Regions from separate parts of the Mus musculus genome. Here all the other regions are linked to region 3. The links are chromatin loops, found by intact Hi-C in ENCODE. Cell type or tissue: left cerebral cortex. All regions are shown on one strand.

Region 1 (5,000 bases), 110 kb after region 3:
TCCAGTTTGCACATTTCAAATAGGCATAGCAGTAATCCTTGCATGCCCTCTCAAATGTTTGACAGAACATAAAAAGATGCTTAGCACAGTATCTGGCACACAGCAAAGTTTCCATACATAACGTTACTATATATATAACTCATGGTTATATGTGAGCTGCCAAGACCAAGCTCCTGACCCAAGTGCAGACCTATTTGCAGGGCAAACAGTAGACTGTAGCATATCAGCTGCTGCTTGTACTTACCAGTGGCTTTTATTTCACTCCAAGTCAGCTCTACATTTCAGCCATTCACTCAATAGCTCACAAGTAAAAAGCAGTTTACCTACAAAAATCAATTCATTTAAATGGTAGAAATTTTCATAAATTTACTTCATTCAAATTCCTCCTGTTTCACTCCTGGGGATAACTACAACCTTTTGTCGTTTACTTTTGGATTATCACAAGTGTGAACTACCCATACTCAACTACTTTTAAATAACAATAATAATAATAATAATAATAATAATAATAATACCAGGGTTGCTTAACTCAGCAGTTAAGAGCACTGAGTGCTCTTCCAGAGGTCCTGAGTTCAATTCTCAGCAACCACATGGTGGCTCAAAACCATCTGTAATAAGATCTGATGCCATCTTCTGGTGTGTCTGAAGACAGCTATAGTGTACTCACATAAATAAAATAAACAAATTAAAAAAATACCAAGAAAATATGTGTGTGTCCCAACTGATTTTTTTTTTTTTACTTATTTTATGCATATGAGTACACTGTAGTTGTCTTCAGACATACCAGGAGAGGACATCAGATCCCATTACAGATGGTTGTGAGCCACCATGTGGTTGCTGGGAATTGAACTCAGGACCTCTGGAAGAGCAGTCAGTGGTCTTAACCACTGAGCCATCTCTCTAGCCAGTATCAGCTGGTTTTAAAACACTATTTGGGGAGCTGGTTGCTCTTCCAAAGGACCCAGGTTCAATTCCCAGCACTCCCACTGCAGTTCACAAGCCATTTGTAAGTCCAGTTCCAGGAATATAACACTTCTTCTGACATGGTGAGCATGTGGAAGAGAGAACAAGTTTAGAAGACTCCATTTTCTCTTCTCCCATGTGAGTCCTGAGAGTCAAACTGAGACTACCAGACTTGGTAGCAGGTGACTTTACCCACTGAGCCATTCCATTACCCACTCAGCTTTTTTATCCCTATACTGTAATGGCCGAGGAGGAGGGGGGGGGGGGAGGAGGAGGGGGGAGGAGGGGGGAGGAGGGGGGAGGAGGTAGCAGCGGTGGCAGCAGTGGCCAGGGCTGCCATTAAAGGAAGCTGCAATCTTTTACATTTTCCCTTACATTTCTTATCGCTTCCATTTTCCATTTCCGTCTCCTCCCACCCCCCAGCACAGATTTAAGGAAGGTCTGTAAAATAAATTTATTTAGCACCAAACCTCATTTGGGAGGAATCCCTCTAACAGGAAATGAGCTCATGTCTCTTGAAATGAAGCGTGTCATTAACTTCATCTTCTTTTCTGGAGGCTTCTGTTCCTGCTTTTGTCATTTCCATGTCTTTAATTCTCATTGAGTATTCAATTAAATGAAACCAGTTATTTTATATTTTGAAGAAGGCATGAAGCTAAAACACCATTTCATACAAGCCTGTTTTAACTTCAGAGTAATTTTCCTCTATCCAGTTTCTTGATAAGCAAATACTGAATTTATCCTAAGTTCTCTGAACATTTTCCATTTATTCATATCTTATTTCCTGTGTTTCTCTTTTTCTTCATTGTCTTTTCACTCCTTCATTTTAAATAAAATCTACTACTTTGATACTTGGAGTAAAAATAGAAAAAGTAGTCACTTTTATTAATTTATGAAGTTAGGAGGCACAGTGTCAAGTTTCATTATCGCATTTCATACAGACATACCATACCTTGTTATTAGTCAGTGTTCTATCTAAACTATTCTTTTGTTTTGTTTTGTTTTTTGTTTTTTTCGAGACAGGGTTTCTCTGTGTAGCCCTGGCTGTCCTGACACTCACTCTGTAGACCAGGCTGGCCTCGAACTCAGAAATCTGCCTGCCTCTGCCTCCTGAGTGCTGGGATTAAAGGCGTGCACCACCACGCCCGGCCCTAAACTATTCTTTATCTTATTGTTCCAGCACCTAGGAGACGTCTTTAGGGTAAAAGAAAATCCTTTCACTTTGCTCAGAAACGGGGCTACTCTTCAAGCTTCGGTACTTTCTAATTTCCCTTTATTCCAATATTGGACTTAAATGATTAGAAACACGATTAAAACAAATTCCATATAAATTTTTTCAAAAACAATACAATAAGTGTCATTTCAAGGGTTTTTTTGAAAAGTCTCACCTGTTCTAAGGATTTCAGACACAAAAGGACATCTTAAAATTTTAAATCTAGAATCAGAATCAAGGTATTTTAACAGTATAAACAAACTCGGAAAGCTATTCGGTCTCATTTCAATTTTACCCACGTAGAAAACAAGCATTAAGAAATAAACCTTCTTCTATATCTACACCACACACACACACGCACACACTTTTTTTAATAGACTAGTTAATTTTGCTTAATTAAACGAACTGTCACAGGTTCTAATTAACCTTAAAGACAAAACGAGTTGTTTTTACAAGTTGGCCCTTGTGAAATCCCTTAATATCCATTTTAAAAGAAATCTTTAATGTCGAACACAACAATTTTATTTTTCCTGTTGAGGACCGTATAATTTTTAAACCGCACCTCGACGCCATCGCCCCTATCCGCGATCTCAAACAACTTAGCGTTCCCTTTCTAGGGTCCCCGATCGCCAGGCCCGGGCCGTCCAGTGCAGGGCCTCGCCCGCACCATTTTGACCCGGCAAAGGCGGAACCTACGACGTGCAGCATTCTGGACGCCTCCGCCAATCACAGGGACCGGCCGGCTGCGGAAGCCGGGCCTCCTCAGGCTGCCCGGGCCGCCCGCTCGCTCGGAGCGCACGTCGCGGCGGCTGCGCGGCACTGGCCCTTTAAGCCCGCGACATCCGGGCACCGCGGGCGGCGGCCTCGACCAGAGCCCGGAGGTCCGCGAGGCGGGCGGCGAAGGCAGGAGGGCTCTCGGGACGCAGCCTCGCCTGAGGCAGGTCAAGGACGCCCGAACGAGGGTCGCGGACGCTTCCCCGCGGGGCCGCGCCGCGCGTGTCCGCACCGCTTCCTGCGCGCGCCCTGGGGCGGGGCTATGCGAAGCTAGCCAATCAGCGATGGGCATCCTGGATCCGCCCCCCCCGAGCCCTGGGGAGGGCGGGGCCGTGGGAAGGGCGGGGCGTGGGGGACCTGCTAGCGGAGGTGGGGAATGGGCTGGGAGGAGCCAGTGGTGCGGGCCCGGGCTGCGGGTGCTGTCTCAGTCCGCGGCTTAGCAAACCTGGGGCACCGGCCGTGTTCTTAAGCGATTCCCCAGAACCTTCCACGGGCAAAAATCGGGAAAGTTTGCACTCACTGGTAGAGTACGACTATCTTCAGTTTCAGTGTTTTGAAAGTGGATGCATAGTTTGAATGCGGTATTTATTAAAATTGCAAGTTGGTCACTCAACTGTTTAAATACTGGAATTGGAAGAAACAAGCGCGATACTTTTTTAAAGCAAACACGTTTCTATGATATAGTCTTCTCGGGGGTCGGGGATCTATTTGATCAAGATTCTGTGTCAACTGTTCGATGCTCTGAGTTGGTTTGTGGGCACCACAGGCGTGTTAGCGGAAGATTATTTCTAGGACTCACGGTGACCAACTCCTACCCCAAAAATCTCATTTCTCGTCCCTCAACGAGAACGCTGGAGCCCCTACCTATCTATCTCACTGCTGGTCTTGGGTTCCGAGTATTTTTGAAGAAAAAGAAAATAAATATTGTTCGGCTGTGCAGGCGACTCTGCATCCTCTCGCCGATCTTGTCCCACTAGCCGTGCGCCCTCCTGCTTCCAGACCACCTCTGTTCTGAAACCCAGGCGATTTCACTTGGAGGCTGAACATCTCTTTCACATGGAGCTCAGCACCGATCCTCAGACCTAGTTTCATATCTCAGCCATGACATCTCTACTTGGTCATCAGCCCCTCAAGCCAACTCATCCAGCCCCAGAATCCGTTTTCGTCTGCTCTTCCGCTCAGGGCTCCCTCCGGTTCGGTGCGCGCGCCCGGCGTTTCCACCCGGATCCCCGCTGTTACCTGCTCACTGCGCGTGTCCCACGCTTCAACCCTTCCCCCACCACTACAGTGGACTAAATGGGTGGTGCTCCTTTTAATCCGATCACTTCCCTCCCGTTTAAAATCTTTTAAAGGAATCGTTGTGGCCCTCAGGATAAAAAATACCTTCTAAAAAAATCCACTCAGTGCTCTGTCTGCTGGGTTTTTAGTGCCAGGTTCGATCCTAACCTTTACCCTGTTGTACTCAGTTTGACATTGTTTTCAGTTTTCGGTGCGACTCTCCAGGGGCTGCCGCACCTCCCTGTCTCCTGGTCTAGTGTAGTGGCTTCCTTCTCTTCTCCAAAAATGAGGATTAGAGAATCCGTGCCCTTAGCCCTAAGTACCGCAGTGTGCTGACCTCTCTTTTGGCTGTTCTACCCAACTTCATTTCCCCAGTAGCTTCCTGCTCACATTGTTCCGAGTTTCTGGGGTGATCTTGGCAGTATCTGATCAGAGGACAATAACCCTTTTAGCATACACACTGATGGCACAGAAAACCAACAAATAATCAGTAGCCTGGTTGGGTTGTCAATATATTTATAATTGCTATATTTTTCTTTTTAGAATGCTGGGTTACAAGTTTATAAGAAATTTTATATATACATAACATGATACAAGTTTTAAGACAAGTTTTTTTGTTTTGGGTTTTTTTTTTTGGTTTTTTGAAAGATATAAGTTTTAAATTAGTGTGTTTTGTTGAAATTATAAATCTCTTAGCAATGACATGTGTGGCTTATAAAATGAATTTCGGATTGAAGCTTAATGGTCAGAAACACTTATTTTAGCTCAGACT
Region 2 (5,000 bases), 54 kb after region 3:
TGTTCATTTTAATCTCAGAAAATAAACTTGAAGAGAACTTCCTCACCATGTTAGCGAGAGAGAGAGAGAGAGAGAGAGAGAGAGTGTGTGTGTGTGTGTGTGTGTGTGTGTGTGTGTGTGTGTTTGTACACCATAACTAAAGTTAATGATAAGCTGAATGCCCTGTCCCTCAATTCAGGAACAAGGAAAAAGTGTCTATGTCTGGTCATAATTGCACTATTGAATATGTTAATGGATGGTCTAGCTAGCATGCACGCTAATATCACTAATACAAAAGGGAGGGAGGGGAGAGAGAGAGAGGGAGGGGAGGGGGGAGGAAGGAAGGAAGGAAGGAAGGAAGGTGGGTGGGTGGGTGGGTGGGTGGGTGTACAGCTCAGGACAGAAAAACCAAAACTGTTTTTGTGAGTGACATGATTACATTAGTAGGAAAATCTCCAGAAATTTACAAGGTAAAAGTCTAGAATCATTAAGGGTACTTCAGCAAGGTTGGTAGACACTTGATAAATACAAAAAATAACTATATTTCTGTCAAGTACTGACAGTGGAAAAATGTACACATTTCAGTATCATCTATAATCACAAAAATTAAATGCTTAGCTGTAAATTTAAAAATCGGTGTAGCAGGCTAGAGATACGAACGACTCAGTGGGTCACGTGCTTGACTTGCAAACAAAAGGACCTGAGTTAGAATTACTACATCTGCAGAAAAGCCAGACTCATCACACATGCCTGAAAACCAATGTTGGGAGTTGGGGAAGGCAAAAACTGTCAAATCCCAGGAGCCACCCACTCTAGTCAAATCAGTGAGTACTAGGTTCACTGAGAGATAACGGTCTCAAAAAGTAAGGTAGAATTGGGCATGGTGACAGACACCTTTAGTCCCAGTACTTGGGAGGCAGAGGAGGAAGATCTCAGTTTCAGGCCAGTCTGGTCTACAGAGCAAGGGCCAGGACAGCCAAGGGCTACACAGAGACTTTGTCTCAAAAAACCTTTAAAACTGAGCTTGAAAAGGAACTAAGGATGACAACCAATGTTGACCTCTAGTTGTTAGAGTAGGTGTGGCCTCATCACTGGGGGGTGGGATTTGAGATTTCAGAAGCCTACACTAGGCCCAGTGGAGCTCTTTCTTGAGTTCAAGGCCAGCCTGATCTACAGAGAGAGTTCCAGGACAGCCAGAGCTACACAGAGAAACCCTGTCTCAGAAAAAAAAAAAAAAAAAAAAAAAAAAAGGCAGAGACTTGCCATGGCCTTAGTGTCTCTTCACAGCAATAGAACACTGACTAAAACAACGACACTTACTTTACAGGTTGACATAAAGGTTTAAAAGTATTTCTATCAAAGCAAATTCCATTTTTAGTAGATGTAGAAAATAATAATATAAAATACATACAGAGATGCAAAAGGACTACAGTAACCAAAACAACCTGGAAGGAAAAACAGGGTGAGTCTCACTACTTTGTTTCAGGTGTCACATAGCTGTGACCACTAAGACCGGAGCTCATGAAGGCTAGATATGAGTATGGGGAGAGCAGAGTAATAAGTAGCTTAGAAATCTTTTCACAGAAACAGCTGACTTAACAAAGGCACAGGGTGCACAGTGATGAGAGCACCTAATAACAAAGAGTGCTCCTGCAGTGGAAGGTAAACCCCAGGAACCTCACATGTTATACAAGAAAATAAACTCAGCAGTGGTTTGTGAAAGCAAGTATAAAACTTTGAGCTGTTTTATATCTTAGCAGATACTTACCTCCAAAGGAATAACTCTTTTAAAAGGAAAAATTAATAAATTGACCTTTCAGAACTTGTGCTCTGTAAAGCATTCTTATGTTTAAAAAAAAAAATGACAGTTCTACATACCAAGATAAAACACTCTTTAAGCCCAGATCCAATAAAAGACTAACTCTAGACTTTAAAACCAAAAAATCAGTTGTGTGGTGGTGGTGTTCGCCTTAATCCTAGCACTCAGGCAGAGGCAGATGACCCCTACTGGAGACTGGTCTGCATTTTAAGTTCCATACCTGCCAGTGCTCCATAGCAAGACATTGTCTCAAACAAATGAGGCTTTAAGGAGATAGGGATCAAAGTAGCCCAGATGACCAGGGATGACTGTACCATATGCTGGTGGAGAGCACTCACATGGATGGTAGGACTGAGTAACACAGCCACTCTAGAAAACACCTCAGCAGTCTACACTAAAATGGAGCTCCCAGTCAACATAGCAATTATACCCATGGGCACTTAAGAGAAATGATTGTCTGCACAGCAACCTATAGGCCGATATTCATAACAGCTTCATTCATAACACTCCCAAGCTAGAAATAACCTAGCAAGCACCTTTTGGGTCTAAGGAAACTTCCTTACTAAAATATAAAATAGGAAAAACTGTTGTTATATGAAAATACTGGATGAAGCTCCAGGTAACTAAACTCACTTAAACACTAAGCCTTGTCCACTGTGTGATTTCTTCTGCCCTCTTTCCTTCAGGTGATGAACGCAGAGTCCACAGTACAGATGAATCACTGCCAGGACGCAGGAGGGTGTTGCATGGGAGGAAGTGTTAAGACTATAAAAAGACAACACTTAAGAGTCTATCTTAGTCACTGTTCTATTGCTGTGAAGAGATTCTGTGACCAAGGCAACCCATTAAAAAAAATCATTTGATCGGAGGTTTGCTTACAGTTTCAGAGACTTAGTCTATTATCATCATGGCAGGGAGCATGGCGGGCATGCACATGGCAGTCCTGGTGCTGGAGAAGTATCTGAGAGTTCTGCTTCCTGAGAGCTCTGATCCACAGCCTGCAGGAAGAGAACCTGGTATGGGCTTTTGAAACCTCAAACCCCCAGTGGCACACTTCCTCCAAGAAGGCCACACCTCTTAATCCTTCAAATCCTACCAAAGAGTTGCACTCCCTGAATGGTGACTAAGCATTCAAATATATGAGCCTAAGGGGCCATTACTATACAACTGACACAACATGCTACAATAATAATCTTTATTCTGTTTTACTATATTTTTTTTTGGTATTTTGTTTGTAAATAGTGTACTATAATTTCCTAGGAAGTCACCATTGGGAAAACTAAGGAAAAGCCACTGGGTGGTTGTATTACTTCATACAATTTTATATCAGTTGACAATTATTTCAATAAAAAGGTTGATCAAAAAAATTAAACAAAATAACTAACTTTGTGACTGGAGAAGTCACTTAATAGTTAAGAGCATTGGCACTTCCTGAGGACTTGGGTTCAGTTCCAAACACCCATGGTGATTCACAGTCTTGTGTCAATCCAGTTATGGGGAACTGATGCTATCTTCTGGCCTCAGTGAGCAGCCACACATGTGCTGCACATACGCACATCCAGGCAAAACACTTAAACCAATGAAATAGAAATAAATCTTCTTTTAAAATACTAATAACAACTTCATTTAAATTTGGTCCTTTATAAAGTTTTATTAGGGGGATCTAAAGATTAAATTATACTTTATAAATTCTTGAATACTAAATTTATTTTCACATTACTAGGTTAATAAAATTATGTTAAGTGTGACACTTGGAGTTTTCACGTATCCTTTTGCAAAAAGAGTACCTTTTTCTGTAGTTCAGTCCCTCTTAAATGTGTTTACCATGTACCAAACAAGATGGAGTTAATATTCAGGCCTGTATTAGATAGATAGATAGATAGATAGATAGATAGATAGATAGATAGATAGATAGATAGATAGATGGATAGATGGATAGGTGGATAGGTGGATAGGTGGATAGGTGGATAGGTGGATAGATAGATAGATAGATAGATAGATAGATAGATAGATAGATAGATAGATAGATAGGTAGATAGGTAGATAGGTAGATAGATAGATAGATAGATAGATAGATAGATAGGTAGATAGGTAGATAGGTAGATAGATAGATAGATAGATAGATAGATAGATAGATAGAGAATGTCTCCACAGTAATTGAAGATGTTAGATTAATATTCATAAAAACAAAAAGACAGCTAGTATGTATGGAATAAGAGACCTGATTTGAAGGTAAGACATCCAACTATTTATTCATGGTCTATATGGCATACTTTTTATTTTTTCTTAGATTTTTAAATTTTTATGTGTGGTCTTTTGCCCACATATATGCCTGTTGCTGGAGTTACAGATGGTTTGAGCTGCCTTGTGGGTGCTGGGAACTAAATCCAGGTCCTCTACAAGAACACGTACTTTTAACTGCTGAGCCATCTCTCCAGCCCCCAACCCCCATGTGTGCAATATTTTTAAGCAGAATTAATTGTATCATTAAGTAAAAGCCATTTGAAAGCCAAACACATTTATCCATTAGCTCATTTTGGAAAATTGACACTGCAGTTGTCTAAGCAGTCTCATGTGTGGCTGGAAGAGCAAAACCATTCAAAGTCAGGGTATTAATGGTTAAACATTGTCCTACCTGTTGGAGACCCTATGCTTAAAGTCCCGGCTATATAAACAGCCAAATGAGTAAATGTCTCACATATGAATCATCTCTTAACATGTATGGTGCATTTAAAGATAATTAAGATAAAAGATAAGTGATTCATAAATGTCCCTATTTTCTGATTAATGGACCATCTGATTATGAGTTCTTTTTAGAAAATTAAGTCTATATGATTATGTACTGGCTCAGTCCCAGTGGAATCTTGTTGGTCTTTAGAAATGAGTCTGTTGTTTCCTTTTATATATTTTAACAAAGATGTGCTTTTTGTAATACAAGTAGAAACCAAGATATGTGGGTTATATTTCCTTTGAAGGAATTAGAATATTTAAAACATAACACCACTGTTGTTTCAGCATTAAGTGGAAATAAGCTTATATAATCTATACATTTACTGTTTACTATTAGCCAGCTGAATGATTTCGTTCATAAAAGGTGGATTTAGGGACAAAAGAGGATTAGAGGGAACTGCAGAGGACCATTGTCTGGTCCATAGTGTCACTAGTCCTAGTTGACAACGGCTGAGTTAGAATAATGGAACAC
Region 3 (5,000 bases):
ACTTTGCTTGGGATGGAACCTCGGGGCTTTAGTCCTTCCGGGGACAGTACTGCAATACTGAGCAGCAACCTTCAGCTTTATTTTTTTATAATGTTTACAATATTTAATTTTTTTCTTCTATATGTTGTTTCTTACTTTTCAGTTTGTGTTTCGTGTGTCCGCACGTGCATGTGTGTCCCAGCGCGTGTGCATCTGCGTCAGGAGTCAGAGATCAGCACTGGCTATCTTCCTCACTGGCTCTTTACCTAGGGTTTTGAGGCACGGTCTCTCCGTGAATCTGGAGCTTACTAATTCAGCTGTCTGTACTCCCTGATCTGTAAGATCCGCCTGTGTCCACCTCTCCAGTGATGGGCATCCACACTTAAGCCCTCATGCTTGCACAGTAAGCCTTCTACTGAGCCTTATCTCCAGCCAATACACTGAATCTGCAAAGCACCTACCACCCTCATCTGAGGCTCAGAGGAAGATATGAAAATCAAGTGCTTGGACTGGTGAGACCGCTCAGCAGATAGACACCTGCTACCAGGCTTGGCAATCTGCATTTGACCCCTGGGACCCAAGTGTTTTGGGAGAGTCCAATTCCAAGAAGTTGTACGCTGGCCTGGTAGAGGGCCATAGCACACACATGCCCACTCTCTTGGATGTACACAACAATCTAGCAAAAAACTCAGAAATAAAGAAAATCAGGTCCCCACTCACACTTGATCGTACTGCTGTGGTGCAGTGGCCTCTGCAATCTTTGCGCACTAAAAGAGAGCAGCCCCGTACAGGAACACGAACCTGGGACACCTGTATAGCCCTGGTATCTTCACGGTGGGGGGGGGGGGTAGGATTACTACCTTAACTGGTACATTTACATCTGGAGATTGGACAGACAAACAGCCAAGCACATTCCAATGTAAAGCAGCCCTCCTAAATGACCAACTTCAGCCTTGTACAGATCCATACACTGAAAGGCAAGAACAATTTGTCACAACCATCCAATCAGGACAGAGTCAAGACCAGAAGCCAGGTTTCCTAAGCTCTTTATACCACCACATTGCCTCTAGCACTGTGTATATATGGCTGTGAGGTTTTTTCTGTGTACCTCTTTCCCTTCATAATTTCCCTGTGTCTCCTGTATAGAGTTCTATATGTGTATATCTCAGCACACAAGGCCTTGCATGGCCTGCCACAACTTCTCTGGCTAGCTGTCTGCTCTAGGGACTGTTCTTGATTACAAAGGAGGCTAGGCTCCTACAGTCTACAGAGTTGTCCTTCGGGAGCTGAGATAGTAAAGACCACACTCTGAGAGTAAGGACCCGAGTTTCTGAACAGACACCCAGAAAAGATGACTTGAGTGAAGTCCCTTAGGCAAAACAGCCTCAAGCCTGAAGCACCCGGGGAAGGTCCCAAAGACCAGTGAACCCCATTTTTTTCAGTTGCTTTTCACATCAAGTTCCTGAGCCTTTAGCAAACCACCTCCCTAGTAATGAAGAAAAACCTAGTGAGGTCCTGCTTGTCAGTTGTGCAAATGAAGTAGCAACCAACTTCAGTCATCCTAGCATGGTACCATCAACTATAATCACAGAATGGTTGATTCCCAAGGGAAGGGATGACAGTCAGCAGGAGGCTGGCCACGAAAGCCACAAAAGCCCACTCATTCCTCCTCCAGCAACAGAAGAGAGATGGAAGCATTAAATCAGCTTCCTTACACAACTCTTAAATTTCCTGAACAGATCCACGAACATCATTCTGCTATATTCTCTCTGTTTCTCTGTCTCTCTCACTTTGTGTGTGTGTTTCTCCTTCTATTGTGGTTTCCAGAGAATGAACTCAAGACAGGCTTGCATGGCAAGTGCTTTTATCTGTACATTTTGGGGACACACTTTTTTTTAGATAGGGTCTCATGCTTGACCCCTCAGTGTTGTAAAGAATGACCCAGAATTCCTGATCCTCCTGCCTCTATCTCCCAAGTGCTGAGATTATAAATGCATGGCTTACTTGTAGTAACCTTTGTCCTTTTGATAGTCACTTTCTTGTAAGTGGGCTCTCTAGAAAACTGTTTCAGATAGTAAACTAACTCTGTCCTCCACCTTCTTTAAAATCTGGGCTTTTAAAGAACTGGGTTTGCCTCTAGTTGGCAGCACTGGCAATATATACAGAATATATTCAAAGGCAAAAGTACCTTCAAACTGCATGCACACACATATGTTTTTTACTAATTCCATCATGTCATACCAGGTATTTCCTTTCATGTTGCTTCTGTATTTATTTCAGTTTTTCGTACAATACATACACAAAACATGATTAAGCCATATATTGTACACATTACACCTATACACAACATTGCACTTAGAATCCTGGTCTGATAAACAGCATGCAAATGTATATTTACTTCAATATTTATACAGTTGGGTTTTTTTTTACATCTTTTTAAGAGCGACATAACAGCATTATAGGGACATACCACGATTACACACACACACACACACACACACACACACACACACACACACACACACACACAGAGAGAGAGAGAGGGCGGCGACTGAACCTAGCAGGCTCCGTTTCCTCGCGACTCCCCGAGCCCCGGCCTGGTAGGCGGGGCTCCGGGGTAGGCGGGACTCCGACCGGAGGGCGCGGCCGCGGCTCCTCCCCTCTCCTCCGGCGGCGCAGGCGGCGGCAGCACTTCCGGGTCGGCGCGGAGGCGGGGCGGAGGCGCCGCGGCTGTTATTGTTCCGAAGGGCTGGGCCGCTGTGCTCCGCGCTCGGCGCTGTCAGTTCGTCCCGCTGCCCCTCGGCCTTTGCTGCTGGCTCTGACGGCGACCGACGGCGGGCGGGGCCCGGGTTCGCGGCCGAGCGGCGCCGGTGAGGGCGCGGAGGAGGCGCACAGCGGGAGGAGGAGCCGTGAGCCTGGCACGGAGCGGCCGCGGCCATGGCGTACGCCTATCTCTTCAAGTACATCATCATCGGCGACACAGGTGAGGCCGGCGGCGGGCCGGGGGCGACCGGGGCGGGCAGGCGGGGCAAACGGCGGCGGCGGCGCCGAGCGGCGCGGGTCGGGGGCGCAGCGCCTCCCTTCCTCCCATCCTCCCTCGGTCCCCTGGCCGCCGCTCCATTTCCGCAGTGCTGGCGCTGGTGACGTGGGCGCTGCGAGCGGCCGCGGCCTGCCTGGGCCTTCCTTCCCTGCTCCGCCCGGGCCCGCTGCAGCCAGGCCCGCGGCAGCCGTTTGCCACTTCCCGGAGAGTGTGACAGCAGCACGGCCGTCCCCGGGGGGCCCCCGCCTCGACTGTCTCCGCGGCCCGGGGAGAGAGAGGGAAGTCGAACGAATTGGAGCGTGACGGGCCCCGGTCCAGATTTTTCTCCCTGGTCCCACCTCCCCGACCTGCACGCTTCCGTCTAGGCCCTGGCAAGGCGCACCCTGAAGTGGGACAGCCTTTTGGGGAGGAAAAAAAAAAATTAAAAAAGGAAAAGAAAAAAACCTAAATTTTTTTGGAAATATCCTCAATCTCCAAGTCCGAATAAGTGAGATCACATGACTCGATGGCAGGGCAATTCTTCTCGGGATCATTAAAGCACCATTGAGCTCTGGCGACTTTTGCCACGTGTATGCTGGCATTATTTGACTTGATAGTAATGCAAGGCAGGTCAGTGGGCTGGGTGTGAGCATACTGTGGGTATGCTGACTTACTACTGATTTTTTTTTCTTTTTTTTCGGTTTTGTCAAGTCCAGGATCACAACTGTTAATTTTCAGGTGACCTCGTGTACATTTGTAGCAAAAAAAAAAAGGAAAAAAAAGTTCCCACTTAAAAATAGCATCCTCATAAGTTTCTGAAGCAAATAAGCAAGCTGTTCATGAAATACTTTGAATACCTGCGATTTGGGCCATATTTCGAATCTAATAATAAACGTAAAGCTTATTTAGGTGTTAAAACTATTAATACACTAGAGTCTGATTTCAGTGGTGAGTGTTGCACAACCTGGACCCCTTACACAACTTTGTAAATGTAGAAGCATCTTGAGGTTGCCCTATGATGTAGCAGGTTCTATAAGTAACTCTGGAAGTATGTTGATTGCTACCTAACACAAACTTCCTGCAGTTAATACAGTTTTTCAGCCGTGTGTGTGTGTGTGTGTGTGTGTGTGTGTAAGGAAACTGGATGGTTTTCTATGCAAGGTACTGGATAAAGCCATATTTTGTAAACTGGAAAAGTGGTATCTAAAATAAAAGCACTGAGTTATTTTAAAAAAAAAAAAAAAAAAAAACAAGTAAAATTGGAGATGTCAGACTAACTACAGTGTGCCTGGGTGTGTGAAACAGGAATAACTGACCACTTGGTTGTCCCAGCAGCAGCACAATTTAGATTGAGTATTTGCAGGGTATCGTGTTTTTATTAGTATTTAGTAATGTGCAGGGAATACTGGGAGGACAGATACTAACTAGCTGACGCTCTGTTCTCAGGAAATGGTCCCCATCCGTAAACAGTCCCTGTGGTTTGAAGGGAAGACACTCCTTTCTTGGCATTCTGGTGTGACCTAGTTCTGGCCTTTGACTGCTCACTGGGCTGTAGATAGCACTTGGTCCACACTCCAGTTCAACTAGTATAGCTTAGCCTCAGTTTCATCTGAACTACTCTGTCAAGCTCTTGCTTTAGTTTGGTCCTCAGTGAACTAAAGTACCTCCTGCTCTTGTAGCATTCTTTCCTACTGCATCACCTTGCTGTTGCCTGTGAGCCCAATAGCTGGCTTCTGAGGCTTCCTTGCTCCCTCCTCCTCCCTCTGTTTGGCCTGCCTTCTGCCATTATCATTCCCTAAGAAATGTTGTTAATCTTTTAATTAAAGCCTTGCCCCGGCCTTCCATAATGCCTGCAGAATCAACATATCTTGACCTCTTATATATGCCAGTATTCACCTGGTACCTTGGTTAGAAGTAACTGCTTATTTTCTGGATTATATTTCTCAATTTATATAGTTTTCCTGGTGTTTATTCCAGACTTATTTTATAGGTATTTGTGTAG
Region 4 (5,000 bases), 150 kb after region 3:
CAGAGGACCCAGGTTCAATTCCCAGCACCCATATGGCTGGAGGTCCAGGGAATCTGACACCCTGCAAACAAAACACCAATGCACAGGAAAACACATTTTAAAAAAAGAAAGAAAACTTTTGGCTTTGGTTTTGGTGTTTCCTTCAGTACACAACATCCTTATGTATGCCTCTTTTTCTACATATTTTCAGTGGGATTACGGCATCATAATTTAATGCAAATGACTTGACTGGAGAAAGGAACAGAAATTTGGTAAATGTGGATGTAGAACAATTTTCAGTCCCTCTATACTGGAAATAGTGTGCTTTATAAAACAGTTTAGGGGCTGGTGAGATGGCTCAGTGGGTAAGAGCACTCGACTGATCTTCTGAAGGTCTGGAGTTCGAATCCCAGCAACCACATGGTGGCTCACAACCATCCGGAACGAGAAAAATTTAAAAAAAAAAACAGTTTAGATTTTAAAATATTTGAGAGACTGATAGGGCTTAAGTTTTAGTAGATGTTCTAGAAGTTTGAGTGCGTCTCCGTTATTCTGTTTATGCAAATGACTCTCTGTCATAAAGTGTTCACTCCGGTTATTTTCCCCCAATACAGTCAAACTTTTGTCTAAGCAGAGCTTAGCCTTACTCTGGTGAGTTCCATCTCTCTGAGTTCTTGGAAGTGGCTTTCCCTTTTCTGTTAGCCACAGGTCATGTGTTTGTGTTTCCTAACTGCAATCAATGGGTTCCCACTCCATCTGTTAGAGCCCTACCTCCTAGGTCGATAACACCTTTCTGCTGCCCTCAGGGCATGAGCAGCTTGGACAAGCAAGCCCTAATTCTTCGAGGATGTAGACCTCCCATTGTTCTTTCTGTTCACTGAATCTCAACTACCAATCAACTAGACGGCAAAGGGTGGAACCTTGTTAGCTTCACGCCAAGCGCCTAGAACCAAGCCTGGAACCTCTTACAATCCAATGTGAAAAGAATGTAAAAATCTGTCAATGGGGTAGCTTCAGCTGGGTGCTGGGAAGAAAAGCAACTCTTCCGCAGGAGTTTACATTTGGCTGTGAGTGACCCTTATCTGGCCCTGAGGTATTTGCATACTTAAAGCTAAAGCTTGTGAATTCAAATGATTCTCTTTGGGAAAACTTCAAGAAAGAAGCAAACGGAGAGAAGAGTGTTCCAGGCTTAGGGTAGTGGGGGGTGGGTGGGAGCTGAGGCTTAGCCGGTACAAAGCTGCCTAGGTCTGCGCCTGAGGGTCTTCGGGTTTTCAAGGCCCTTGGAGTTCTGCACCAGCAGAACCTCTGAAAGCCTGGACTTCTAACCCGGACTTCCCGGATAAGGAGGATATTAAGTCAGGGAGGGGAGATGTGGCTGATATGTCCCACACTGACTGTGTTTATCTTTGGCACATTACAAAAGTTAGTGTCCCAACGTCCTAGTGAAATACACAAGGACACAACAGGAGACCTCCACATAGTCACTTGGAGCCTAAACGTTATACTTTCATTAAATGTAGAGGTCATATTATTTAGCTTGTAAGTTGTCTTGAAATAGATGCGAGTCTGACAAGTGAGATTCCCCCCCAAGTATCTATGATAGTTTTACTTTGAGGGATATAAACTTATTATAAGTGGAAGACTTACATTAGATTTGTGATTTTTGGTTTATGATACTGGAGCTATAAAAAAGTAGATTTTCAATGTCACATTTTTTTCCCTGTAGTGTTAATGTTTTCTTCTGATTATCTGTAAACTATTTGATGACTATGTTTCTTTTAGAAATCCAACTTATGGCGAAAGAAAACCAGAATCAATGCACTTAAATAAGCAACAATTGTAAAAAAATTTTTTAAAAAAAAGAGTAAAACTATTTCTATTAGGAGATAGATGTCTAACTGATTAAGCTGCAGTATAAATGAAGCAGTTTTGGCAAGTCATTTGTCCATATAAAACTGTGTGATTCTAAGCTCAGTAGTAGTACAACCATCAGTGGGCCAGATTAGCATGCTTTGCCTTTTCTCTACGATTTTTGAGTTCAATAGCACTTACACAGCTGTCATAGCTGGCTGTATAACCTCCTTCCTTATTTATAAGTGAGTGCAGTCTTTAGCCTAATAAAACCATACTGGAGTTTACAATTGTTGACCGTTTATAAATCTGCTCCGTGTTTCACACACAAAAGATGCTTAGTAAATGTTTAAATATCTATTACACAAGAGGGAAACTAATTTAAAAAATGTCTTCAAGGTTAATATTCATCTTGTACCGGAAAGAGAAATGGGCAAGAAGGTCGGCTATTCAAAGCTGGAAGATGATATTTAGTGCCACATTGGCGAAGGAATGATGAAAACACTCCAGTTCTGACACGTTTAAAAATGGGCACACATCCTATTTCTTTGTTTCATAACCATTGCGCTATCCCTTCGTTTTTTGGCATGCTAACAAATTCAACTAAAATCAATGCTCTCTAGTTAAAACTTTTTGATTTAGTGGCAGATCCCGCTGTCCTATCACCGAGGACGTCAGTTAAAGCCAAGTGGTGAGGCAGGGATGGATCTATTTGAAAGGAAAGGCGTCCATCCTAGGTATTTCGTGTGGGAAAATCATCTCAAGTTGAAGGATAATTACAGAAGAGACACCCAAACACCCCTAGCCTCCTCGGTCCGCACCGGGCTGGCCACCCCTCGCGGTGGCGGGGGGTCACTACGGGCTCCGGGCCTCCGCTTCCTGCCCCAGGGCGGCGCACCGCGGCTCCGGGAAGGTGCTGCGCGGAAACGTGGCACCCTCTGCACCCGCGCGAGAGCGCTGGCAGCAGGCGGCCCGAGAGGCTGCGGCGGCCGCGCACCGGGACCGACACCCGCCCGCTGCGCCGGCGCCCGGCGGGACGGGAAGGGGCGGCCGCCCGCGCCGCGCCGCCCCCTTCTCTCGGCCTCTCCGCGGCCTCCGCCACCCCGGCCGAATTCTTGCATAAATTATGCCAGGCGCGCCTGACGTCAGGTGGCGGCGCGCGGGCGCGGGCGCGCCGCGGAGAGAGCCGGCCGCGGGCGCGCGCGGCCCGGGAGGCTCGTGCGCGCGGCGTGCAGGGCGCGCGCAGGCGCTGGCGTGCTGGGGCCGCGGCGGCGGCGGCGGCGGCGGCGGCAGCGGTGGCGGCGGCGGCGCGGGGGTTGAGCCGTGGTGGTGCGGACGCGCTCGTGCTCGGGAACTATCGGATTAAACTTGAATCGAGTGGAATTACACAAAGGAGCGCCGCGGAGGAGGCGGCCCGGGGACCCGGAGACCCCGCAACTCGCCAGAGCCCCGTCCGCGCGCGGCCAACTCCGCGTCCGTGGATCAGCCCCCGGCCGCGGCCGCCGAGCCAACTCCGGAGCCGCTCTGCGTTTTGTTCCCCACGGCGCGCGGCGGCTGACTAGCCCGAGCGAAGGAGCGAGCCGGTGAGCGCAGACTTCCCCGGCGCCCCCGGGAGGGGCGGCGGCAGGAAACCGTGCCGGGCCGCGGCCGCGCGGAGTTGCGAGAGGGGAGTTGGGCGTGTGCGGGGCGCGGGGAGAGGTGCGCGGGGGCCGCGGTCGGCAGGAGCGTAGCGCCGCCCGCCCGGTCGCCTGCGTTGCTGCCGCCGGGGCCCGAACCCGCGGCCCGAGCGCCGCCCCGCGCCCCAACTTTTGCCTGCGTCCGCGGGGCCGGCGGCGGCGGGGGCGCGCGGGGCGGCCGAGGGTCACTTCCTCGCATGTAAATGGCTTTTTGTTGTGCTGCCGGCGTCGGGGGGGACGGGGACAGGAGGGAGCGTGTCTGCGCTCTGGGGAGCGCGAGCGCGTTTCCTCCCGCCGGCACCGAGCACGAGTTGCCGGCTGCGTTCGAGAGAAAAGGGAAGGAGGAAAAAGTTGGGTTCCAACTCCGGCGCGAGCGGCGGCGGGCGCGCGGGCGCGGGGCGCTGAGCGCGGGGCTCGGGGACGGCGGCGCCCCCCGCCTCGCCCCCGCCCCCCGCTCCGGCCCGACCACGCCGCGCTCGCCGGGAGCGGCGGCCGCACCGGCGCGAACAAAGTGCGTCCCTGCGGGCGCGGCGGCGCTAGCCCGTGCGGGGACGGCCACGGGCGAGGTGGGTCGGCGGCAGGGAAAGTGCGCGGGGCGCCGCGTGGGGCGGGGGCGGGGGTGGCGCGAACACGCGGCGCGGGGGGCGTCCCGAGCCCAGCCGGTGGCGGCGGCGGTCGCAGAGTTCCGAGCCCGCAGCTAGGGGTTCCTGGGGCTCCCCGGCAGCTCCCAAGTGCGCGAGGACGAGAAGAAAGGGAGCCGGGCTGGGGCGAGTGCGGGCGGGCGACCGGGGGACCCCACCTTGCCGAGCTGGCCGGGCCGCCAGCGGCGGCATAATAGCGACTTTAATCCGCGATCCCAACTCGCGTCCCCGCTCCCCTCCCCCCAGCCTGTCGGGGGTCCGGGCGGGGGCGGGGGTCGCCAGGTGGCCCCGGAGCGCCGGGGTTACGCGGTGGCCCCGCGGAGAGCCGGCTCGGGGCGCGAGCGGCCGAGGTGGCTGGAGGCCGAGCGGTCAGCGAGAGAGGAAGGAGGGTGGCGGGGAACGCGTTGTTTGTTTGCTTCGCACCGGGGACAGGGCTCGCTGGGGGCGCGGGCGGGGCGCGGCGGGGCGCGGTGCGGGGTGGGCGAGGCGGCGCGGGTTGAGTGGCACGGGGAGGGGGCGGCCGGTTGGCGGGGGACTGGTCAGGAGGCTCCGGGGAAGGAGCCGCTGGCCCCGAGCAGCCATCATTCCCGAGTCGCCTTTCTCCGGATGGCTCTGCCTCGAGGAGCCTTGCGCCGTGGGAGCGCACCCCAAACTCTGGCCCGGTAGCCCGCTTTGTGAGCGCCCCCGTGGAGCCGGCGGCCCGGGAGGAGCTCCGGCCCGGCAGCGCGGTTCTCCCTGGAGGTCACTTTTAGAGACTGTTCACGCCTGGGTTTTAAACTAGTTTTTTTTTTTTCCCCCTTCTTCTTCCCTCTTCTGAACAGACAATGGACAAAAGAAAAGTAGCAACCCACAT
Region 5 (5,000 bases), 67 kb after region 3:
AACTGTTCCTCCTATTCAGTCCAGAACAGTAGTCCATAAAATGCTGCTGCCAGCTGACGATGCGCTTCCCACCTCAGGTAACCTAATCTAGACAGTCGCTAACTGCTGTGCTCAGAGGCTTGTCCCCTAGGTAGCCCTAACGCTTGTCAAATTGACAGTATGAACTAGCACTTGACAAATATCTGTGAAGATTGATAAGAAATGAAGAGTGAAATTAGCATTTTTAAATATATATTTATTCTTATTTTGTATGTATGAGTGTTCTACATTTATGTATGTATGTATGTTCACCATGTGTGCTTCTGATACCTGTGGAAGTCAGAAGAAGAGATTGGATCCCCTGGAATCAGGAATTATAGACAGTTATGAGCTGCCATGTGGGTGCTGGTAATTAAACGTAGGTTCCCTGGCAAGGGCACCAAGTGCTTTTAACCATTGAGCCATGTCCATCAAAATTATTATTTTAACCCCAGCCAGTTTGTTAGTATATCCTTGAATATTTCTCATTACTGAAAAATTTTGAATCTTGAAAAGAGAGAACTTTTGTGTGGTTCCAGTACTTAGAAGTTTGTATGATCACCAATGAGTCTTAATAGTGCTGGTTAATATTCATTGTATTTGGAGAATCTTCATGCTAGCCAGTTCAAAATTGGTGTGCTGATGTCTGCGTGTGGCGTGCTGGATTTCACATTCCAAGGCATCGTTAAATCAGTCACTGGTCACCAATAGTATATAGTAAATGTTCATTTTGAAGTATCAAAAACTGCATTTATATCATATTTTCTATATTGTACTTAGGTAGAAAAAAATTTAATGTCCTCGGTGTTTAATCAGAAAATTAGAGTTAGAGGTGGCATTATTCAACAACTACTCCATTGAGAGACTGAATGATAATGAAAAATTTATAACCATTTATATATTTCAATTCAAAGAAAATTAATTTCATGCCTTCCAGATATAAAATACATCTCAAATGTGTTACAACTATGCTTTTTAAAGTGTGTAATAAAGTAGTAAATACTGCTTAGGGGATAAAATTAGTATAGTAACTTGGAAATTTCTACATAGCATAGCTTTCTTGTGCCTGGTTTAATATGATTTCTCAACAAGTTAGCCAAACAACAGTTTGTTTAACTGGATGAGTCTCTCTGTACTAGGTTACGATTAGCACTGCTTGTTTCTGTGAAGTCTAGCAATGTTAGCCCTCTCACACATAGTGCTCTATATCTATGAGACATGTAGTCTGTCTGGCATTGTGCTAGCATGCACATGCGGGTGCTCTACATATGTAGGACCTTACAGTTTGTCTGGCAATGTTAGCCCTCTCATAAATGGTGCCCTACATATATGGAACCTTGTAGTCTGTCTGAGAGAGATTGTGTTAGCTCCAATAGAGTTGCAGCCTCACAGAGTCTGTGTCTTTGAATTCAGTTAGCTAGGTTTCTGAAGCCATCATTGTAATTGACTTGTTAGCAATAAAGTTAAATTTTTACTTATTTATAAGGATAACTTCAGTTTTGAAGAATATGGACCAGTTCTTAGTTGGCTGAAAACCAGTTTCCCCTTCACCTTAATGCCAACACACATGAAAACCGTGCTTGCGTCCTAAGTGCCTTGTGACTCATCAGTGATTAATTATTCTCATTATTTTGTGGCAAATTCTCATGACCCTCTGCAATGAATTGATCGGCCACTTAGAATGTATGCATATTCATACCGCCGTGTCCCTGCCACAGTCGTTCCGATCTCCTTTGCTGACTGGGGTGTGCTTGGTACAGTAATTGAGCTGCCGTAGATTGATTGCTCTGGGGAGCTGTAAGGCCTTGAAGGTGAAAACGTAACAGTCCTGTTAATTGGAAGCAAAAGCTACGATAGCAACTTCAGCCGTCAAATGTTTCCAGTGTCTAAATGAGGAGAGGTAGGATTTCTACCTCTCTGTGAGCCCTTTACCACTTAAAGAGTCCATCAGATCTGTGCTGGTGGTTCGGAAGACCTCCTGGGAGTTTTCATAAAATACTACTTGAAGACGTCTTTCCTCATCACACTGGTTAATACTCTACTTCTCTCAAATCTGATAGTTTAGACCCTATCAGAGTTTGAGCACCCTCTGTAGCACTGATGATATTCACATAAAATACCTTAAATAGACTACATAAACATAGGATACTTGTGAATAATTTACAGGCGTAATTTGATGAGTAGTTTCTCATACTCGTCCCAATTTTCTTCAGTGTAGTAGTGCACTGTGTAGCCCAGGGCAGAACTCTTCAATGTGAACAGTGTCCCTTTATCATCCAAACCCTGAGTCTCTTCTTCTTAGTGTTATAGATGTATTGAGAGAGTGGATGTGAGAGAGCGAGCACACATGAGTTATGTGTGCGTGCATTGCACTTTCTGCCACTGTGCTGCACACATAGATCCCAGCTGCTGCCTCGCCTTCTGTCTCACTGTAGGAATGCTGCCATTGCTAGACATGGGCCACTATATCTGGCTTTTGAAATGTGTTCCCAGGATTGAATTTGAGTCTTTGGGATTTTATAATAAACACTTTAACCTGCTGAGCCATCTCCTGGCCTGACTGTGACTCTGTCTTTCAGACTGCATATTAAGTATGGCAAAAGCAGTCCCATGTAGAACATTGTCCTCTGAAATCAGCTAGCGCAAACATGTTGGCGTGTGTAAAGTCTCTAGTTAAATGGGTTCTCCTGCACACATTTCTTAAGACATTCTTTCCCCTCCTTGGTGATAATTTGCTTTGGAGATAGAATTCACTTACCATAAAAGCTACACTTTTCATTGTACATTTAGTTAAATTTAATTATCTACAGAATTGCACAGCTATCACCACAGTGTAATAATTCAAGAACATTTCTGAGACCCCCACAAAGAAATGCTAGTGGACATTCACTCTCCTTCCCCCTCCTAACCTGCAGTAACTAATGCTGGCTTCTCTGCCTGTGACTTTGAGTGTTCTGACATTACATATAAGTGGGATTGAATTATATGTGATGTATATGAGCACACTGTAGCTGTCTTCAGACACACCACAAGAGGGCACTGGATTCCATTATAGATGGTTGTGAGCCACCATGTGGTTGCTGGGAATTGAACTCAGGACCTTCAGAAGAGCAGCCAGTGCCCTTAACTGCTTAGCTGTCTCTCCAGCCCCAAATATATATGTCTCATATGTCTCTCCAGCCCAAGTTATATATGTCTCGTATGTTCTGTGCGTGTTTGTCAGGGGTCAACCACAGTATAAAGGGTGAAGACTAAACCTTCATCCTTTCAATGGCTAAATGTTCCAGCAGAAGCCCACTTTTTAGTTTTCACTCACTAGCAGGAATACTTCATGTTGTTTTGTATTTTGGCTATTATAAATAGTGTTTGTGACTCAAATGAAGTTTGGCACGAATCCTTGCGTCCTCAGGTTAGAGGGAAGCTTTTGGTCTTCCCAGGGAGGATGCCATGAAGTGTGCCTTGTCCTACATCAGCAGTTCTCAGCTTGCAGGTCTCCACCCCTTTGTGGGTCGCACATCACAGCTGCGTATAAGACATTTACATTACAGTTCAGAACAGTGGAAAACTCGAGTCATGAAGTAGCAGTGGACTAACATCACAAGCCGAGGAGCTGTATTAAAGGAGGCCACAGCAGTAGGAAGGTTGAGAACTGCGCTTTAGATACTGCATCACTCAAGAGCTTTCCCTTCTCTTCCAGCTTTACTGGATGGCTTCAGGATGAGAAGTTGTTGAAGTTTATCATTGATTTTTATGCATCTATTGTGGTGATCAAGGTTTTGTCATTAATAGAAATATACAAAAAATTAATTTTTATGTACCAATTGTTATGATATTGTCAAGAACATTTGTGTGTGTGTGTGTGTGTGTGTGTGTGTGTGTGTGTGTGTGTGTGTGTATACAGGCACACTCATGCCTCGGTATGGAAGGTACTTTGTGGAGTCTGTTCTCCTTTTTTGGGATCAGGCTGAGATGATCAAGCGTTTATGGCAAGTACTTTTACCCTCCATCTGAGGCAGCTTATCTACCCCTCAAGAGTTCTTTCTCAGCGTCCTGGTTAGAGGGCAGTGCCCACAGAGGCCAGCGGAAGGCATCGGATTCCCTAGAGCTGGAGTTACAGGCCGGTGTGACCCGCTCAGTGTGAGTGTTGGGAATCAAGCTCAAGTCCTGTGGAGGAGCAGTAAGCTCTCTTAATCATTGAGCCATCTCTCCAGTCCTGTAGAGCTTGTGTATAATGTTTCTTTACTGTTGTAATTTTGAGTAATATAAACCAATTTTTCTACTTTATATTTCAGGCATTTATTAACACAGCAAAAGAAATTTATGAAAAAATCCAAGAAGGGGTCTTTGACATTAATAATGAGGTATGTATATGCAAATATTGTTCACTAAACACTAACTTTGAATTGACATCTACCTAGTATTTGGAGTCCTGATTTTATTATTTATTTTTTATTTCTAAAATGGTTCAGTTGGTCATCCATTGGCACATTAGTTAGCAATCGTCTCTCTGAAAGCCTGGTACATAGAGTACAATAGGTAGGTGCTTATGTTACCTGTGTGTGGAGCACTTCAGTTAGGTGCTCAGTTATGGTACATAGAGTACAATAGGTAGGTGCTTATGTTACCTGTGTGTGGAGCACTTCAGTTAGGTGCCATATGCTAGTAGAGTATCACTTACGGAATTGGACTAAAATAAAAGGCCCTGTTTATCCATTGCAAACTGTGAAAAAGAATGTAAACTACCTCAGTTGCAAAGGAAACCTGCGTTTACCCACATGGACTTATTCTTTGGGGAGTAAGATATCCAAAATAAATGCATGGCCTGTGGACTCTTGCAACATGGTCTCTGCTGGTATGAAAGAAGGCAATTCTCAATTTGGAAATACTCTAATTAGAGCAAAACACATTTTTCAGAAGACCAAATAAATATACATAATTAACAGTTGGCATAGCTTTCTCTCGTGTTATTTTGAACACAGTTT

What was found. Peaks named below come from ENCODE experiments on the same cell type or tissue, not always from the same donor. Only the 100,000 strongest peaks of a DNase experiment are listed, where the experiment ranks them.
Region 1: it touches region 3 in a loop (5-fold over the local background); 11 of 42 quality-filtered maps call a loop at or near these places.
Region 2: a loop joins it to region 3, with 2.2 times the contacts of the local background. A loop is called at or near these places in 7 of 42 quality-filtered maps.
Region 4: a loop joins it to region 3, with 7 times the contacts of the local background. A loop is called at or near these places in 6 of 42 quality-filtered maps.
Region 5: a loop joins it to region 3, with 6 times the contacts of the local background. A loop is called at or near these places in 5 of 42 quality-filtered maps.

What each region holds. Positions count from the first base shown.
Region 1 is chr4:8,644,306-8,649,305 of GRCm38, forward strand. Gm42253 (a long non-coding RNA gene) reads right to left here and starts at 541. Exons shown (of 4, transcript XR_881099.1): 1 at 245-541. It overlaps Gm8273 (predicted gene 8273), which reads right to left and starts at 3,152. Exons shown (of 1, transcript NR_168732.1): 1 at 2,658-3,152. In left cerebral cortex, no CTCF peak of the experiment used is centred here; DNase peaks (open chromatin) are centred at 101, 2,982, 3,239 and 3,939; H3K4me3 peaks cover 2,535 bases; H3K27ac peaks cover 1,804 bases.
Region 2 is chr4:8,586,911-8,591,910 of GRCm38, forward strand. All of the region lies in intron 6 of Rab2a (RAB2A, member RAS oncogene family), which reads left to right. Among named protein-coding and RNA genes, the nearest start is that of Rab2a, 54 kb to the left of the region's middle. In left cerebral cortex, a CTCF peak has its summit at 1,970 (motif pointing left); DNase peaks (open chromatin) are centred at 2,277 and 2,564; H3K27ac peaks cover 1,369 bases.
Region 3 is chr4:8,532,947-8,537,946 of GRCm38, forward strand. Rab2a (RAB2A, member RAS oncogene family) reads left to right here and starts at 2,698. Exons shown (of 8, transcript NM_021518.3): 1 at 2,698-2,962. The coding sequence starts at 2,917. In left cerebral cortex, a CTCF peak has its summit at 2,111; DNase peaks (open chromatin) are centred at 2,167, 2,727, 3,180 and 3,282; H3K4me3 peaks cover 2,799 bases; H3K27ac peaks cover 2,005 bases.
Region 4 is chr4:8,687,363-8,692,362 of GRCm38, forward strand. It overlaps Chd7 (chromodomain helicase DNA binding protein 7), which reads left to right and starts at 3,044. Exons shown (of 38, transcript NM_001277149.1): 1 at 3,044-3,413. In left cerebral cortex, CTCF peaks have their summits at 2,686 and 4,839; DNase peaks (open chromatin) are centred at 2,933, 3,722 and 4,705; H3K4me3 peaks cover 2,519 bases; H3K27ac peaks cover 1,609 bases.
Region 5 is chr4:8,600,064-8,605,063 of GRCm38, forward strand. It overlaps Rab2a (RAB2A, member RAS oncogene family), which reads left to right. Exons shown (of 8, transcript NM_021518.3): 7 at 4,311-4,379. Among named protein-coding and RNA genes, the nearest start is that of Gm42253, 42 kb to the right of the region's middle. In left cerebral cortex, a CTCF peak has its summit at 3,029 (motif pointing right); no DNase peak of the experiment used is centred here.